2 separate regions of the Mus musculus genome follow, and region 2 is linked to region 1. Evidence: chromatin loops called from intact Hi-C (ENCODE). Cell type or tissue: left cerebral cortex. All regions are shown on one strand. Links, peaks and the distances in the headings refer to the core of each region. The heading gives the core; the rest is flanking DNA.

Evidence for each region. A loop is a pair of places that touch in the nucleus more often than their neighbours do. Peaks named below come from ENCODE experiments on the same cell type or tissue, not always from the same donor. Only the 100,000 strongest peaks of a DNase experiment are listed, where the experiment ranks them.
Region 2: a loop joins it to region 1, with 3 times the contacts of the local background. A loop is called at or near these places in 6 of 42 quality-filtered maps.

Annotation. Positions count from the first base shown.
Region 1 is chr7:118,309,946-118,319,632 of GRCm38, reverse strand. No RefSeq gene overlaps it. Among named protein-coding and RNA genes, the nearest start is that of Gm35083, 12 kb to the left of the region's middle. In left cerebral cortex, for the core only: a CTCF peak has its summit at 5,643 (motif pointing right); DNase peaks (open chromatin) are centred at 5,315 and 5,611; H3K27ac peaks cover 552 bases.
Region 2 is chr7:118,361,068-118,370,754 of GRCm38, reverse strand. It overlaps the pseudogene Gm32766. Among named protein-coding and RNA genes, the nearest start is that of Gm35309, 37 kb to the right of the region's middle. In left cerebral cortex, for the core only: a CTCF peak has its summit at 5,841 (motif pointing right); DNase peaks (open chromatin) are centred at 4,896, 5,271 and 5,944; H3K27ac peaks cover 1,244 bases.

The DNA of each region.
Region 1 (9,687 bases), core at 4,414-6,913:
GTTCCAGGGTCGCAGCTGCCTCCGCTCTCCTGTGCCCACCACTGCACCCATCTTTTACATGGCTGCCGGAGAGCCAGGCTCAGGGAGGTCCTCAGGCTTACACCAAAGACTCTTTATCAACCAGGACATCTCCTACCACAACCCCACACACTCTTCATACTAAAAAGATAGGGCAATGCCATGCCATGTCTTCTGGGACCTTTAAGAAAATACCCATCCCATCTCAGGCTTTGTTTGGGCAGCAGATTCTGAGAAACGGGGAAGCAGTTTCTTCCCGTCATGTCATTGCAGCCCAGTGGCATTTGCCACTCTGGCTTTTGTCATTTCAATTTGGCTGAGTGTGTCAGCCTATCAGATTTCCAGACCCAACTCAGATCCATCGGTTTCTTTGTGCACAAAACCATCTCCTGAATAGAGAGCAGGTGCACATTTCTGAAATTTTCATGAGATCCTAGTTGTAAGCAAAGACCCAGTGAAACCAACAAACTAGACAGTTCTGTAGATAGAAAATCAGCTTATTTGGGGAGTCAAACTGTTGGACCAAGGGGTGGAGACAGAGAAAAGCGGGCAGTGGTTAAAGCTTTGAGAGTTTTATGAGGACAGGTAGCAGTGGAAGGTGCGTGGCAAGAACGTTCTGGGATTTTAGCATAAGCGATTTAAACTGTTACAGCCTGTTTTGGTTAATCAAAAGCTAGATGCCCTTTGGCCAAGGTAGTTGTTATTGGGAGTAGATAAGAGAAGTAATGGCTTTTCCTGACAAACAGAAACCCCCTTCACTAGATTTCTGAGGCCAGGCTACCATTTAGGACAATATCAGCAGCACCGCCATTTGCCCACCCCCAGCATCCCACCCCACTCCACCCCACCCCCACCCCCAATTTGGGGAGAATGGAATGAACATCTAGGAACCTAACCTCATTGATCGGGTTGCAACTGTATATACTCCCAACAATGACGGGAGGCTGTGACTGCTTACCCAGATGTCATGTGCTCTCCACTGAGTCACCTGCACTGATTCCTGACATCTGGGGACACACCGTGTATGTTTGGGACACGGCTAAGCCCTTCAGCTGTGTAGTAGAGGAAACACTGGCCTCAGTGTTGACAAATCTAATTTCCTGACTCGCAGACATGGCTCTCGAACGAGCTGTGTGATGCTTTGTCTTTACAAAGACATTTAAACTGGCTTCTGCAAATGTGCAGGGGATTTGCTGGCTTGTGTCACTGACTTGAAAAATCAAAGAGTGCCTGGATTCCAGGAGAGGATTAACTGTGTTGCTGGGTTCCATGAGCCTGATGCTGTGCCTTAGCATCTTCTATTCATTCAAGTATGCTCGGAGTCTCCGGGTTCCAGAAGAGCCAATGCTATGCCTGAGACCTGAGTCACTTAGGGCAGGCTTCTACTTTTTATGAAAGCCCATCCTCAGAGTCCCTCTCCCCCCAGGAAGTACCTTTCAAATACAGTCTAACCCTAACCACCTCCCACAGTGGGCTTCCAGCTCCAAGAGGCAGTATGCCTGGCCCCATCACACTGGGACTAGATGCTAATCAGTGCTCAAGGAGGACACTAAGGCAGAAGGAAGAGAATTTGGGGAAGAAGTGTATGGCCCTAAGGATGCAGAGGATGAGGGCACATTTGGTTACAGTGTGCTAATGTATGCGTGGAGGATGTGCGATGAGAAACAGTCTTTTCTAGGAAAGGTAATTAGCCCGACAAGGGCCCATATTTCCCAAGCCCCTCCCTCTCCCTTTGCACTTATCAGTCAATCACAGATGGTGGACCAAGCTCCCACCAGTGAGATGAGACACACCACCTACGTGAGAGATAAACGATAGAAGCCATCTTGGCTGAGTATGCTCAGTAGCCAGCTTTGGGTTCTGGCTCATCTTCTCTGCAAGAAGAAATTGCCTTCCCAAATTACTTTCACTCCATTTGTATGTTCCTTCCTTTGTGCAACACTGAGATCATAGTTTTTGCCATAATGCCACCACCAGTAGCCCTTTAAGGACCCAGAGCCCGGAAATATAAAGTCTATGAACTTCCTTCGGAACGTACAAATGACACCTACCATTTGCCTCTATACCAGGGCTCCTATGAGTCTGTTAGAGGCTTAGAAATCTACTGGTGGGGGGCTGGCGAGATGGCTCAGTGGTTAAGAGCACCGACTGCTCTTCCGAAGGTCCCGAGTTCAAATCCCAGCAACCACATGGTGGCTCACAACCATCCGTAACGAAATCTGAGGCCCTCTTCTGGAGTGTCTGAAGACAGCTACAGTGTACTTACATATAATAAATAAATAAATCTTTAAAAAAAAAAAAAAGGACTCCAGGGTCAGGGGGAAAGGTCATCTGATGAAGCTAGAAATCCTAGCAGCAAGCTAAGGATCATGTAATAGATATCTGTGTTATAATTGCATTGCTTTAAAAAAAAAAGTAAGAAATCTACCGGTGGGCATGGCCTGATTAGACTACGGCTGAAAACCTAACAGGTGCCAGACAATGATGGACAATCCCTACATACCAGAGTACAGTTAAGTATTTCACATTGGCCAGTCCTGGCTTGCTTACTCTGACTCACCTCTTCCTGCACTTGGAAGGTCCCGAGCACTTCCCACCTGCCTTGACTGGTCACTGACTGATCTGTTAACACAGACAAATGGTAGGTACATTTAGCATCTGACATTTTGGCTAGATAATCATGTTTTTAATGCTAATAACTACACTAAGTGTTCTTACTGTTGTGACCATTTCAAGTGTGCAGCTGAGAATGTTAAACACATCCAGAGTGAGTCTCCATCACTTTTCAGTCCCCGCAGACCCCTGCTCAGGACTCCTCCACTCCCTGCTGACCACCATTCTTCTGCTTGCTGAACTGCTTTGTGGTGCTGGAGATCAGACCCAGAACCTTGTGCACACTGGGCAAGCAGATGCTTCTGGGCTACAGCCTCGCCCCTTGACGTTTGTTTGTTTTTTGTTTTTTGTTTTTTTTAATTGTGTGGCCTGGTCTCTATAGTGAATTCCAGGACACCCAGAACTATGTGGAAAGACCTGTCTCAAAACAAACAGGCAAAAAAATAAAAACTGTGTATGTGCAAATGTGTGTGTGTGTGTGTGTGTGTGTGTGTGTGTGTGTGTGTGTGTTCCGTCCTCAGGTTCTGTTTGTCTTGTTTGTTTGTTTGTTTGTTTGTTTGTTTGTTTGTTTTTTGGGGGGTTGACTCCAGTGTACATGAAAACCAGTAAAAAACAATACTGATTTAAGACTAATAGAGATCCTCTAATACCATGTCCACACTTACTCCATGACCTTGGGTACATTTTAGAACCTTTCTCCTTCATAAATGAGTGCAATTTATTTTGATTAAATCTACCCTTGACTCCCTCCACCTCTGACTCCTCCAGGGCCCCTCTTCCTCCCAATCTCACATCTGTATATGTAGGTGCATTTTACCTATGGGACCCAACTGGTGTTGCTCACACACACCTGGGTGTAGGGCTGTCCACCATAGCCTGAGCAACCTAACAGAGGTACCACTCCTGAAGAAAATTGATTTTGTCTCCCCTACAGCTGCCTGTAGCACCCCACTGTGGGGTGGGGCTTTGCAAAGGTAACACCCGTACTGGACTGTTAGCTAGACTGATCTTCTGCAGATCTTGTGCAGTCAACCCTGGCTGCCCAGAATTTCTGAGCACCTATACTTGTCATTTCTGGAAGACACTGTTTTACAGCTGTCTTCCCCAACCTCTGGCTCTTAACATATTTCCTACCCATCTTCTGTGATGTTCCCAGGATTGGGGTCAAGGCCTGGCTGCTGGATCTTCCATCCAGGCCCACCCTGGGTTGGGGCCTTTACTGCCTGGTTTTATGTCAACTTGACACAAGATAGAGTCATCTGAAAGGAGGGAAACTCAATCAAGAGAATGCCTCCATAAGATCCATCTGTAAACCATTTTCTTAGTTAGTGATTGGTGGGGGAGGGCCCAGCCTATTGTGGGTGGTCCCATTCCCAGGTTAAGTGGTCCTGGGTTCTAGAGGAAAGCAGTCTGCGCAAGCCACTAAGCAGCACTCTCCCATGGCTTTTGCATCAGCTCTCTCCTCCAGGTTCCTGCCCTGTTTGAGTTCCTGTCCTGACCTCCCTCATTAATGAACTGTTACCTGAAAAGTACAAATGAAATAAACCATTTTCTTCCTTTTGGTTGTGTTGTTTCATCACAGCAATGATAACCCTAACTAAGGCAGAATGGAAGGGTGTTGTGTCCAGCCAGTGGCTCACATGTCTGGGTTCTAGTTTGGAAAGGCATCTTGGAAACCTGGAAGAGAAGAGGGAGGTAGGTGGACGAGAAAAAGACGAAGCTAAGACAATATCCTGATCAAAGCTCAATTTTACTAATTTGTGCACCGAGTTATGAAGGAGGGGAAGGGGCCCGATTCCCGCCAAATCATCTTGGAGTAAGGTTGCAGGTGAACACGTGATGGCTCTGGAACAGCTGGGAGGCAGGCAGTGGGAGTGGCAGGACGATAGGGCGGCAAGCTCTGCCCCATGCTCTCTAACACCGAAACCTGAGCAAACAGGTTTCAGGCTGGGGAGAGGAGGTTACAGAAGGGAGCTTGCTGGGCCCCATCTTATGCTTTGGTCACGTTTCCCTGAATGTCTTTAATGTTAAGTTTATCACGTATGTGCAGCATCTCACTCGTCCTCAGGACAACCTCAGTGACTATTATTACACTCCTTTGAATGACCAGGAGATGAGCTCTCAGAGGAGTTAAGCTACCTACCCAAGGTCACACAGTAAGTGGCTAGGACAGGCTACCCCATTGGTGTAAGTGCCCCCCACCAGTGGCTTTACCTTACACACCCACTGCCAGAGAATCTCTGGTCCTCTTCAGTCTAAAACCTCAGTCATTTGGAAAGGGTCCTAAAAACAAGCTGAAGGTCCTTGCCTGTCCTGCCTCCCGGCTCTCCTGTCCTGCTTTGCATTCATGACAACATTGTTCTTGTTCCAACTCCAGGGCCAATGAGCTGTGGCCGGGATGAGCCTCTGAGTCACGGCACCTGCCAGACAGTGCTAACCTAATTTTCCAGGATCTTTGGGAGACATTTGGCTTCTGTCTCCCCAGCTAATAGCCCTGAGGAGAGTGGCAGCAGGCTAACAGGACCTGGGGCTCCCTGCCTGGTCCAGGAGAGCCCAGCCTGCAATATGACCTGATCCTGATTGGCAAAGTGGTCCTGACTTAGAGAGAGCCCTGTGCTGAATCACACTCTAAAACACGGGCGCCAAGCCACAAGGATGCTGCTAGAACATGCCTGGAAATGAAAGCAGATGGAGACAAGCACTGCTGGCTTTTACAAAGACTCGGGCTTGCTCGGATTGCAGCAGGATGGTGGAGCGCTATGCATGTACGAGGCTCTGGGCTCCACGAGAAAACAGACGGCGAAGTCGGAGCTCCCAGCACACACGCAAATAACCTAGCCTTCTATGAACACAAACAACACACCTCTAGCATCCAAAGGAATAAGAGGTAGTTTATTCTGTAGCCAAGTACATGTGACTATGGCTTGGAAATACAGTTTAGGTCACCACAAATCTCTGCCTGATGCCTATGAGGGCCTGAAGAGGGCATCAGATCCCCTGGGACTGGAGTTAACAGAGCACTGTGAGCCACCTTGTGGAGGCTAGGAATTGAGCCTGGTCCTCTGGAAGAGTAACCGGTGCTCTTAATCACTGAGCCGTCTCTGCAAGCCCTAAGGAAAACATATTATAAAGATTTTTATACTAACAGAACCGAGAAGGTCTTAAAATCAAGGTGTTTTTAAACTACATTGGTGGAAATATTAAGTGGGCAGTTACAGTATCGTAAGAAAATCACAGCTATTTGGTTTTTATCAGACAGGGTTTCTCTGCATAGCCCGGGCTGTCCTAGAACTCTCTGTAGACCAGGCTGGCCTTGAACTCAGAGATCCACCTTCTTCTGCCTCCCGAGTGCTGGGATGAAAGTTGTGCACCCCCACACCTGACTCCAAAAGGGGGTTGAATGCTTTGGCTTGTGAATTCACAGGATCTTAGCCTGTCAGGACAGGGGAGGCGTGATGGGTATTTTTCTGGTGATAAGAAGTGAGGTATTTTGGTGTATAATGGAACTTGTCTTGACTCCGACAGCACCATAAATAATGGCACAGGTATAAATCCATCCTCGGCACCGTTCTAAACTGGGCTGGTTACCCCACACCTGTCACTCAGGAGCTGGAGGGAGTGCAGAAATGTACCGCCAACCTCAGCAATGTAGTGAGTTCGAGTTCAGCCTGGACTGCATTAGACCTCGCGTCTAAAACTTTAAAAGTAAATAGTAAGTAATGAGAAATCAATACAACTTTCTATAGGAGCTCCTTCTGTAGCTGCGTGCCTACTGCTGTCTACACGGTGCGCTACAGAAACCCATTCTCTTCCCGTTGTTTGGCATTAGTTTAACTAATAAGGTTAAATACCTGCCACCAAAATGTCAGGATGGAAATCCACGACAACCCAAATCATCGATCAGAAAGCCTAGTTCATGGCTTCTGCGAAACAAACCTGTTTCGCGTGGGCCGCGCCGTCTTTTTCTAGTTAGGAGCCTGTGTGTGGAACTGAGGACCCACCCGAAAGCCTAGGTGTCTGGAAGGTGGCCATCACAGCTAAAAACCAAGTGCTCTCTGTCCATCTCGCCATCATTAAGACATCTAAGCAACGGCTCAAGGGGGCAGTGGCGGTGTGCCGGCCAGGGGCATCCATGTAGCAAATGGTAACTGAGCATGCCCCGTAGGTAAATGGCACCTAGGCACCCTAAGTCATAGCCCAAGCTCGGGGGCTTACAGGTGTTTTGACATAGCTGCTGTTCCAGTGTGAAAGCTAGAGTCTAAGGGATGTACAGACTCATTTAACAGTTGTTTAAACTTTAAAAATCTCCTAAGTAGCAAAGACCCACGGCTGCACTTGCCCAAAAGTTTGTCTGGTCTGCGTTTGCGGAGCCATCTCTGCGTTCACTCCTTTCCTTTGAAGTCCAGCCGAGCTCCCACAATTTTTATCCTGATTTGGCGTCAATGAACTCAATAAATTTCAACTTTCATTCTGGAAGGGGAGCCCGTTGCAGAAATACGTGGTGGGCATAGTTGTGCCTGTGCAATCCCAGCACTCAGGAGGTAGAGGCAGGAGAATCTTGAGATCAAGGCCACCGCCCGGATATCCATACTTCCTTTAGGCTTTGCCCCAGTCAGGGGTTCCCTTCTCCCCCCCCCCCACCCCCACCCCCGCTTTTGGTTTGGTAACAGCTAGAGTTGTACACAGGACTCTGATGTTATTTAGATGGACATTTCTGTGGTTACAAAGGATGTGACTCGGGAGCAGCCTAATGGAGGCACTAGGGAGCAAAGTGGGGGCCAGGGTCACCACCGAGTCACCCTGAGTCTGCTGGCTATATCACCCTCTTAGGGAGTTCACCATGCCCTGCCCGCCATTCAAGAGGGTCCATCACAGAGGCATGATGGCGTCAATCATTGGCCACTGGTGACTGAACTAAGGCTCCAGCCCCCTCCCCTCCCGGCAGAGGATGGAGAATGGAACTCAAACCTCCAATTTATAATCCCAGAAGCAGAGGCAGGAGTGTTAGCAGCTCCTAACCAGCAAGCTACACGACAAGACTCTCTCAAAATAATAATAATAATAAAAATAATTTATAAAAGTTCTAACTCCAATTCTTTCTTGTGTCTCTACTATCCAGTCCCCTCCCTGAAACTCCCTGGGGGCCCAAGGCCACCAGTGATCTTACTAGCACACCAAACGCAGCTTCAATCCTACGGCCTTCGGTGCTGCAGATGCAGTCAGTGTCTCCCAGGGGCTGAGGAGATAGTAAGCTGTGAAATATTTCATATAGAAGCGAGAGGCTTGAGTTCAATCCCCAACACCTGTGTAAAAAGGCTGGCACATCACAGTCAGCTGTAACCCCGGGCTGAGAGGGCAGAGACTGGGGGTCCCTGGGGCTTGCTGGAAACCATTCTAGACAGTCAGCTCTAGGTTCAGTGGAACACTCTGACTATAAATAAATAAATAAATAAATAAATAAATAAATGCGGGGTTGCAGGCTGCTGGCTTAGGGGGTTCAGTGGGTGAGAGCACTTGGCTCTCCACCCTGATAAACACAGTTTGTTCCTCTGGAAAAGAGCTGGATTCTGTGGCTCAGGTCTGTAACCTCAAGGGCAGCGCTCCTGCAGGGAGAAGAGAGGAGAGACCACCTCCAAAACATGGTGGGAAAAGAGAGCTGACTCCTAAAAGTCGTCCTCAGATCCCCATATGTGCAGTGTGGCATGCGTGCGTGCACACACACACACGCACTTACACACACACACACACACGCACACACACGCACACATACACACGCACATACACACACACATACACACGCACATACACACACACAAACACACGCACATACACACACACATACACACATGCACACATACACACACACATACACACACACACATACACACACGCACACATACACACGCACATACACACACACATACACACACACATACACACACACACACACACGCACATACACACACACATACACACACACACACACGCACACACATGCACACACACACACATACACACACACACACACACACACTACTCTAAATAAATATTTTAACAACAAAACAAACAAAAACAAGAAAATAAGGTGAAGAGCACCAACAAAGACACCTGAGATCACCCTCAGCCTCCACACACATGTGCAGATGCATATATGAACATGCACACATACATGCACATACACACATATACACGAGGTTGTCTTCCCATCATTTATAGCTTACAGTCAGAAGAACAATTCCAGTGAGCCCATTTAATCCTCAATCTTTTAAATCTTGTGTTATTATTATTACTATTATTTTATGTGAGTGTATATCACATGTATGTGAATGTACCATGAAGGTCATAAAAAGATGTCTGACCCCTTGTACCCGGAGTTACAGACGTTTGTGAGCCGACCAACAGGGGTGCTGGGGTCCAAGCTTGGGTCCTCACCATAGATCACAAAGCGCTCTGAACCACTGAGCCATCTCTCCAGTCCCACAAGTTCTATTTTTTAAACTGTAATTTTTTTCTTTAGGTTGGCTGAGTTGAGATTCTCAATACCATAAGCACAAATGAGAATATACAAAGTGGGCAAATACATGAATATGAAGAAAGACTGTGGCTGCGAGTGTGTGCAGCCTGGAGCCGAGCGCACCAGCTCTGTAAATAACCAAAGAGGGATTATGTGATAGAAGAAGTCGGTGTATTTTGGACTAAGCTGAAAGTCAGAACCAGCCCCGTAGAGTGGGACTTACATAAAGCAAATTTTCATTTATTCTAAGAAAAACTGCAAACAATTTGAGCTACTTATTGCTGGAAAGGGCTGGCCGAGGGGACAGAGAAGGGACCCAGACACTGAATTCATTCCTACAAGGATGGAGGGGGTCCTGGGCAGGTCTGGGAGGGTAAGATCAGGCCAGAAGCTCAAAAATGTGTACAGAATCTACAGGTGATGGTGTTCTAGCAGCTGTGCTGCGTGGGTCTGCAGTGGAGCCCAGAGGGTGCCTTCTAACCAACTCTGAGGAAGGCAGGCCCTGCTGCCCCATGAACCACACCTTGGGTAGCTCAGAACTC
Region 2 (9,687 bases), core at 4,689-7,188, 51 kb before region 1:
ACATCTGACACTAACCTCAGGCTTCCGAATGCACACACACACATGAATACACGTGTACTCATACACACACACACACACACACACACACACACACACACACACACACGAAGATAAGAAAGAATGCTCCTACACGCAGCCAAACCCCAGTAGGAAAGCCAATGGGCTTTAAGACATTTAAGAATGAGCAAACCACACAGCAGCGCTAGGCACAAAAGATGACCATTGTGACATTTGTAATTCACTGTGTAACCTTCCTACTAGTGCCTCTTTTAACCCTAGAGGCAACTCGAGAGATCCCAGTGGCCTTAAGGTCAGACTAGTGGACAGGACCTCAGTAAACCTTGCTAGAGCCCTGATTTGAGGGCCCGCCTCATCTCAGGGCAGTGATTCTGCTGCAGAAATGAGAGCCAAGGCTTGTCCCATTTGCAGCAGGAGTCAGAGAACTGGCCTTAACTCAAAATCTCCTGATTTTTATATACTGATAAGCATGTAATGTGTGTGTGTGTGTGTGCACTGCTTGGAAGGCAGGAAAACTTTCAGGAGTTGATTCTCCCTTTCATCATGTATGTCCATGCAGATCTCTGACTTGGTGACATGAACTGAGCTAACCCTGTTCTTGTATTAATTTTAAGACATTATGTGGACCACACAAACAACCTTCATGGCTATGGGTCTGCTGCAATCAATCTCCACTTGTTTTTTTTTTTAACCTTTTGAGAATTATTTACCTAAGAGGACGGAGATGATTGGTGGCCTAGAACAGAGGCTCAAAGAAGAGGTGACATGGCTCAGAACAGAGCTGGCACTCAGAAGGCTCAGGGGATCCAGGGACTGGAGCACTGCTTTGCTCTCAGCTGTCACTCTGCATTGTGTCCAATGAGGAGTGGGGAGAGAGGCGGGAGGGGGAGGAGGAGGGACAGGGGTCCACCCCATTTGTCTTGGCTGCTAGAGACCCTGCCTGAACCTAGGAGAGCTATCTGGGACCCAAGCTCTGAGCTGCTCTGCTCCAGCCAGAGGCAGCTTCCTCCAAGTTCAACATGCAGAAATGGGAACTATGGTCTGTGGTCTTCCTGGCCCTCCTCTCTGCACAGGCCTTTCCACACCCTGACATCAGTATCCATTCAGGTGAGCACAGGGACCAGGGACAGGTTGGGGAGGACATTCCTACAGACTTAAGGGCCCACTAGTGAGGCCAGCTGCCTGGCTGCAGTTCTGAGGGGGAGAGCTGGAGCACCTGAGCTGAGCCTCCTGATAGATCAGCCTCAAATGAGGGAGCACTCTCCTCATCCCAAGGCCCTTAAAGTTAAATCCCAGCTTTGCAGTTTACAAGCTGTGTAACCTGAGAGACTTTCTTCCTTTACATTCTAGTTATTCTGTCATTTATTTTTGAGATAGGATCTTGCAATTAGCCCACGCTGGTCTTGAAATCTCAGTCCTCCTGCTTCCTGCTCCAGAGTGTACTGGAATTAGAGATGTGTGCTGCTACAACTGGCAAAGTCCGAAATCATCCTGAGTCCATTCCAGGAAGCGGAGGTCATACGGTCACCAGCTCCAGGCCATGGAGAAAGGGCTTAGCACACTATCTGGATCCAGGGGGAAATGGTATTTTTGTTAGAAAATTTATATCTGGGACCCCCCTCCACTTCGACCTTGGCAATGCCCATTTCCAGGGAACTTTCAGATACATGGTCAGAGAAGATGGAGGTGCGGGATGAGTACAATTGTCCCTCTACTGGTCTCCCTGGCAGGCTGGCTCCAGCAATATCCATCCCTATGGGCCTTGTGGGATGTCCCCAGGAAATGGAACTCATCAACCTCAGGCATGGGACTTCCCTGTAAGCCATTTGAGGGATGAGGGGCAGCGGTGAGTTTGAGTACTTCCATGTTGCAAAGGGGAGACTGGGGTGCTAACACCATGGAACTGCTATCAACTTGGACACCCTGCAGCTCCTTGTTTCTAGCGGGAGGACAGAGAGTTCGAAGCCTGACTAGGTGACAGATGATGTGACAGGCCAGCCTGTGGTACATATGTGATGCTGTCTTAAGTACATATATACATATGTGTGTATATATGTGTACACACACAAAGACCACATTTATAGGGAAAGACTCACAAATCCCTTACTACATATCAATCGGCATAGATATAAGTACTTTTCATTATGGATTTATATAATTTTTACCAAAACCCTATGGCAAAAAACAATCATTTTTATCCCAGATTAAGTGAAACCTATATGAAATCTCCAGATAAAAATTGTTATAAGGCCAGTATTGGGCTATTAGTGTGGGGTGCTCAGAGATACTAGATAAAACCAGCAAATAGATAACAGTAAGTCCTTTGTTACTATAAATGTACCCCACTTTTGCGTGGACATACTTATACTATAAATCATTTGTTATTTATCTAAAATTCTGATTTTACTAATGGAAAACGACTGAGGGAGAAGCCCAACTTCAGTCCCATGTATACCGGAATCCACTCATGCACCCACACACATGAACATATACACACCACGTGCACATACACACACACACATACCCATGCACATACACATGTGCACACATGCACGAATGCACAGAGGCGGGGATAATAATGAAGTGATGGGGCAGATCAGGTACTGAGCACATGATAAACATTTGAAGAAGCGTCATGTTACTTTCAACACCTCTGCCAAGAACCTCTGGTTCTCGGTGTTATGATGGTTCAAGCAGGAGAGTTTCATTGTGATAAACAGGCTTCATCAGAGACAAGAACTTCCAGACACCACACCTGTCCCCATGTGCCACCCTCCTTTTTAGACAAGCAAACCAGGATCACACCCAAACCGGTAATCTTGGAGAACTAATTAGAAATTTTTTTCCACCCACCCCTTCCCTGCTGTAGCAGGGAAACTGAGGCTGCAGACTGACGGAAGTTGTCACTGGCTTACACAGCACCTTTTGTGTTCCCCAGACTTCCAGTTCAGCAGACAAGACTAGGAAAATGGTGTCAGCCCAAGGAGACTGACATATAAGCCCGAGAGCCTGCACTGCTGGTGACTAGAGAGGATTTAATATGGCTCTGGGGTTCCTTGCAGATCCTGGGGGTGGATGTGCACCCCGAAGTCAAAGCTTGGTTTTCCATCCTCTTCTGGATACCCTCAGCTATTCTATACAAAGCAGGACAGAGGGCTGGAGAGGTGGCTCAGTGGTTAAGAACACTCACTGTTTTTCTAGAGGTCCTGAGTTCAATTCCCAGCAGCCACATGGTGGCTCACAACCATCTGTAATGGGATTGGATGCCCTCTTCTGGTGTGTCTGAAGACAGCTACAGTGTACTCATATACAATAAATGAATAAATTTGGCCAGGCAGTGGTGGCTCACACCTTTGGTCCCAAAACTTGAGAGGCAGAGGCAGGCAGATCTCTGAGGACATCCTGGTTTACAGAGTGAGTTCCAGGACAGCCAGGGCTACACAGAGAGACCCTGTCTTGAGAAAAGCAAAAAACAAAAAACAAAAAAAAACAAAAAAACAACAACAACAACCCAAAAGCAGTACAAAGCATCCATTCGCCGTTCACCCCACAGCTCCTGCCTTTCATTCTCTATCCCCTGAGCATGTGGATCCAGTCCCAGATCCTCTCAGCCTCACTCCTGGGTTTTCTTTTGAGAAAAGATCCTTTGTCTGAAGGACCTGGGAGGACTTCCCAGATGGGCCTTTCCCCCCAATCCTTTGCTCTGAGATTGCCTTTGATCTCATTGCTTTTGTGTATTCTTGCAAGTATGTAGAGCCAGCACCTGGAAGGAATAACAAAGACAATGGCTATTAGGATTCTTCAGCCATGGCTGGTTCCTCCCCCAGCTCCTGAACTCAGAACTCTTCATGTGACATCAGGGCAAACTGATTTGAAACTCTGGCCTCTGCCTTTGCAGGACCTAGGGGTGCAGAGAGAGAGATCAGTCAAGGTATTCAGCACTCCTGACCACCAGCAACATGGCATTGCAGTCTTAGCTGTGGGAAGGTTCTGAGGCCCAGGCTGCTTCTCAGGTGATAACACCTAAAGTCTAAGAGCTGCTCACTCTGCCTAGGCATCTTTCCAGAAAAAAACAAAAAAAGCTCTGTGTGTGTGTGTGTGTGTGTGTGTGTGTGTTGAATGCAGTTGCTCTGTTGTAGAGGCCAGAGGCTAGCATTTGATGTCTTCCTCCGATGCTCTGTGCCTTTATTTTTTGTGGCAGGGTCTCTCACTGATCCAGAGACCCTGAACCAGCTGGGCTGCTTAGCTAAAGCATTTCAGGGACCTACCTCTCTCCAATTCCCCAGCGCTGAGAGTTGTGTTGCTGTGCCTGACTTTTCACATTGGTGCTGGGGAGTCCGATAAAATCAGGTCCTTGTGCTTACAGCTGGCTCCTTACCCACTGAGCCAGCTCCCCACCCAGCTCCACTCATGCCCATTTCAAAAGGGAAACTGAGGCCCAGGGAGCCGAGGTCCCAACCATCTGGTATCAGAGCCAAAGCTTCTAAGCTGGAGCATAGAGGTTCAAGCAACTAGATATCCTGCCTTCTAGAGCAGGCCCAATCCTGGAGCGTGCCTCAGACACTCTGGCCCAGTTTGTTCCCCGCTCTGTAGTCACAGGGCACTCTACACATACTTTGAAGTACTCTTTAGGATAAGATAACTAATACCATATGGGAACAGCATGAGGTCACATGCTTAGGAACATATAGGAACTCAGGAAATGCTGATGTCCTTAATTAAATCATGGTTAAATTTGGTGTTTAATAGACTGTGGTCCCTCAGCCATCTGCAGGAGATTGGTTCCAGCATTCCTGAAGATGCCAAAATTCTCAGATGCCTGGTCCCTGCTGTAGAAGGATGCATCTAACCAAGCTCCATCTCCTGTGTTCTTGAACTCACATAATAATATCACAGCAAAACAAACAGTTGCTGGAGCACATTGTGTAGAGGTGATGACAGGAAACAAAAGCTATCTACCTCCAATTATGTCACTTGGGAATCTTAGAATCTCAAACCCAAGGCCAGCCTGAGCTCCATATGAGACTCTATCTCAAAACACAGAAGTCTGGGGACTGGGTAGAGTGTTTGCCTGGCATATTCAAGTCCCCAGGCGAGATTACCAGGACCCAGGAGTTTACGTTCAGCACAGGAGCGGTGCCCTGCTCCTCAGATGCTTTCTCTCCACTGTGTGTTAAGTTCATGGACCAGAGCCTGTGGGTACAGAGGCCAACTGCATGTACTTTACCAGTGAGAGAACCACAACCACAGAGCCAAGTCTTCCAGCAGCATTGCAGTGCTTGGGAGTTTCAGATTACAAACCTGATTGCCAGGAGTGAGTGGCAGTGACCTCTGATCTTCATCGGCAAAGCAGGTACAGGTCTAGTATCTCTCCCGGGCTGGCCTCCAGGAACCAAGCGCTAAACACCCAGTGAATGCTCCCTGCTTGGATCAATCTAAGCTGTGGTTTGGGGGCTTTTCCTCTGTGCTCTAGTGCCTCCAGAACTGCTCAGAGAGGGGAAGGCAGAGCTCAAGATGGGAAAAGTAAGGCTTGCTTTTAAGGACTGCCGAGCATTGAGACCAGACAGGCAACAGGAGGGTGACCCAGCCCTCCACCACTTTGCTGGAGTCTGGAAGACACTTCTTGTTATCTCCCAGGAGTATCTAGGGCTCACTCTGGGAACAGGGAAGGTGAATGTGGCCTTAGAGTTTCTTCACCTCCTCTCCTTGTCTGGTCTGTTGTGTGTCCATTCTCCCCTGTCCCCTTCTTGTCCCTGGTGCACCCCTACCCCAGCCCGCTGATCCCAGCAGGAGGCGGTGGCCACAATGCTGTGCATCTGCAGGAGGCAGCAGAGAGCAGAGTGTTGCATCTGTGGGCGGCTGGAGCAGGGCCAGGGGAGCTCACAGCCAGATTGAGTGGGAAGGTGACAATTTATTCTTTCAAAGTGGGAGATCTGGATTCCACGGATGTGTTTTCATCCCAGAACAAGCTCAGCTCCTAACGGCTTTGACTCCCCCCACACCCCCAGCTGGGAGACCTTGGCTGCTGCTAATTGAGAAAAAGACCATGCAGTTTGACTTCTTGGTTTCCTGAGCAACAAGCCTCCGCCTCCTGCTCTGGCACCTCCTGTCTGCCTCTCTCCCTGTATCCCCCATACCCTTCTCCAGCCCCACCTTGGATTCCTGCTCCTTCACAGATTCTTGGTCCTGCTGAACCATTCCCCCCACCCCCACCCTACTCCAAACCACTCCACCCTCTGCCTGGGCCATGCCCTCTGCCTGGAACACTTTGATTCATACCATGCTTAGGGTCTCTACTCATTCATTACCTTTTCCAGGAAGCCTCTCGAGTCTTCACATCTGCTTGTGTGCAGTGCTTAGATGCTTCAGGGGTAACCTTGTCATTGCCCATGGGGTTTGGCGGGGGGTCGGGGGGTGGGGGGTGGAGCTTGAAGTGCTCTGTCCTATTTGTGAGGTCCTTGCTGACAGGGACCAGAGAACCATTAATTCTTTCCAGTTGTGCCAGCAAGACTCACATCCACAAGTTAAGTATTAATGACATCATTTCTGTGTGCTCCCCCGCGCTCCCCCCCCCCCGTTGACTCTTGTGTCCCACAAGCTACCTATGAGCAAGTGACCTTTAACAAGGTAGTCAACCTCTCTGTGCTCCAAGTTCCTTTGTAAAGTGCAGTGATTGTGGTGTTTACCTTACCAGGTATGTAAAGATTAAATTAGTATGTGCAAAGCTGCACAGTGCACAGCACACGGCGAGTGAATAGTAAAGGCTGGTTTGGTTGTTTTCTAAAGGTCAACATACAAATTCAAAGGTGTGCCTGTGAAGATATACAGCCTAGCAGAGGCTGGTTGGGTCCAGCTGATGAAACCCTTCTAAGGTCAGCTTCTAAGCTCCCAAAGGCAAGGGGAGAAGGAAAATTCCAGATGGGTAGGAGTTAATTCTTGTGCCTCCCCACCTTCCAATTAAAGGTCTCTGCTGGCCTGCATGGAAAGAGGGCAATGGGGCAGTGACCTGCCACAGCCCATTTTCTGGTTTATTTCAACTCAGGCATGCAGAAATGCCTCTTTCCTGGAGAGGGGGGCCTCAAAGGGACCAGAATTAGGGAGATGCAGGTATTTCTGGAAGTATTTTCTACCTGAGGTTAGAAGACTTCGAAACCAAATGGCATTTTCCTCCTCCTTTTCCCACCCAGCCCCACTTCATTAACTAATTATTAATTCCTCTTTACCAAGTGCTAGCCAAGGTGGGAAGAAAGAGGGAAGGGCAAGAGAAATGAAGGAGAGGAAGGGAGGAAGGGAGGAGGGGAGCAGAAGGGCTGGAAGGAGAAGTGGAGGGAGGAGGAGGAGGGAGGAGGGATGGAAGGAGGAGGGAGGGAGAAAGGAGTGAGAGGGAGGGAGTAATGAAGGAGAGGGGGGAGGGAGGGAAGAAGGGGTGAGAGGGAGGAGGGAGGGAGGAAGAAGGAGGGAGGGAGGTGGGAGGAGGGAGGAGGGAGGAAGAGTGGTTCTTCTACAGGTTTCATCTTTCTACTTACAGATGAGCAGTTCCAAGCTTTCACACATTCGCACTCACCCATGTTTGCTAAGATGTGCTTTCTGCACCCCCAGCCTTGGGTGTTGCCAGTGAGAGTCCAGGCCATACCATGTTGCTCATCAATCACATGATAGTGTAGAACAGTCTGGAAAACTCAGATCTGGCAACTTCAGCAAACCTTCAGTGCTGTTTGAATACATCCCTACATGGCTGTATTTCATTCAAAACCTGGACTACAGAGATGGCTCAGGGTTAAGCTTAGAGTGTTTTAGAGGAGCCAAGTTCAGTTCCCACTTCAGCAATACATCAGGTGGTTCACAACTGCCTAAGACTCCAGCTCCCGAGGATCCAGTGCCTGGTTCTGTTCTCTGCACTCAAATGCATGTAAACCACTCCCCATCATTAAAATAAAAGTGCAAGACCCAAGTCCCATAGACCCTCTGTGTGCTAAGGAGAAGAGGAGTGATCACAGGAGCTATGAAGAACTACCCTGAACAAGAATCCTGGGTGCAATGAAGTCAGGGTGCATAAGCACTTACCAGAGATGCCCATCTGATGCACCTAAAGCCACCTTGCAGTTGAGACTAGAGAAGTAGGAATTGGCCTGAGTCAAGGCAAGGGACAAGCCCACAGAGGTCTGATTAGGTGTCTGAGAATGGCAAGAGATGAAGCCAGATGGATTAAAGCTAACTGGGGGCCTGCCATGAGCCCTCCTCAAGCGTGCTGGTCTCCCACCAGGAAGCAGCATGTGATACTACAAAGGAATTCTTTGTGGTCAGGAGGTCTCTACCACCTTCTCGCAGGCTGACCTTTACAGTAATAAGATGAAATCATCGTACAGGAATGGAGCCAGTCATGTCTGCTCTAAATCCAGCTTGTTATGATGATGAAATGGACTCATGGCTGTATAACATGACACACAGTAACAGCAGAAACAAGTGGATGTAGCCTCTGTATCTGTTTGACTGCGTTGATCTATTCCTCCATCCTTCCCTATACTCCTCTATTTTTCTACCCATCCATCATCCATCCTTCATACATTATCCATTTGTGCATCTATTCCTGCTTCCTTCCATCCATTCACCCATCTCTCTGTCCGTTGGTCCCTTCATCTCTATGTCTTCATTGTTTTAGACAGTGACCAAATACCAGGGTCCCTCACTGGTTTCTTTGTTGTTAAGCGTTTTCAGTCAAGCATGGCAAGAAGACACTGAGGAGACTAAGTAAGCTCAAGCCTAAAGAGGAATTTCCCAGGGAAAAGAAAAGAATAGAAAAGAAAAATATTTTAGTGATGCTATATTAAAAAAAACAGATTAGAAAACAGGAAGGTAGGTAGGTAAGGACTGGCAGTACAGGGTGGGTACTGGAGAAAGGACAAAAGCAGGTACCAGAAATCTCATTAAATCATTCAGCATGCTCAACACAATATGTGGCCTTTCGCTGTTCTTTTTATCCTCAGTGTGACCCACATCATTTGCAGGGTTTCTGAAGTGGTAGTAAGTGCTGTGCTGAGTCTTTTTCTGAGCTGGCACCGATGGCCACTTAGGGTTGACCTAATCAAGAATGGTGGAGGGACTAAAGGGATGGCTCAGTTGCTAACAGCATTTGCTCCATACTTTGGAGGACTGGAGCTCAGACCACCAGGTACCCTAGCAAACGCCTGTAACCCAAGTTCCAAGGATGGCGAGACAGAATGACTGCTGGGACTTTCTGGCTTCCAGCCTAGCCGAGAGAGTGCAAGCCCTGGGTTCATGGATAGACTCTCAGAGGAATAGGCAGAGAGTGATAGTGGAGGATTCCTGGTACTCTCCTCTAGCTTCCGCACATGCACACAGATGTGCACACACTCAGGCAGACACACACAAATAAGCACATAAGTTAGCTAATTGGCTGAAATCTTAAGAGAACAGAAAAAGAAAGCAGAGTTACATCCTGTTCTCTTTATACTTAGTCTAGAAACATTAATGAGCTTGCTTTAGGCTCCACACTATGGAAAGGGGTGATGTTAATAGCTGCTGTGTTTCCTATATCCACAGCTGGGAGGAGAATGTCTTTGTGTATATCCTGATGAACAGCTGTGTTCCTGACATCCAGGCTGACATCTGGATGGGCCTTCATAACCATAGGCAGGAGAGGTGAGGAAA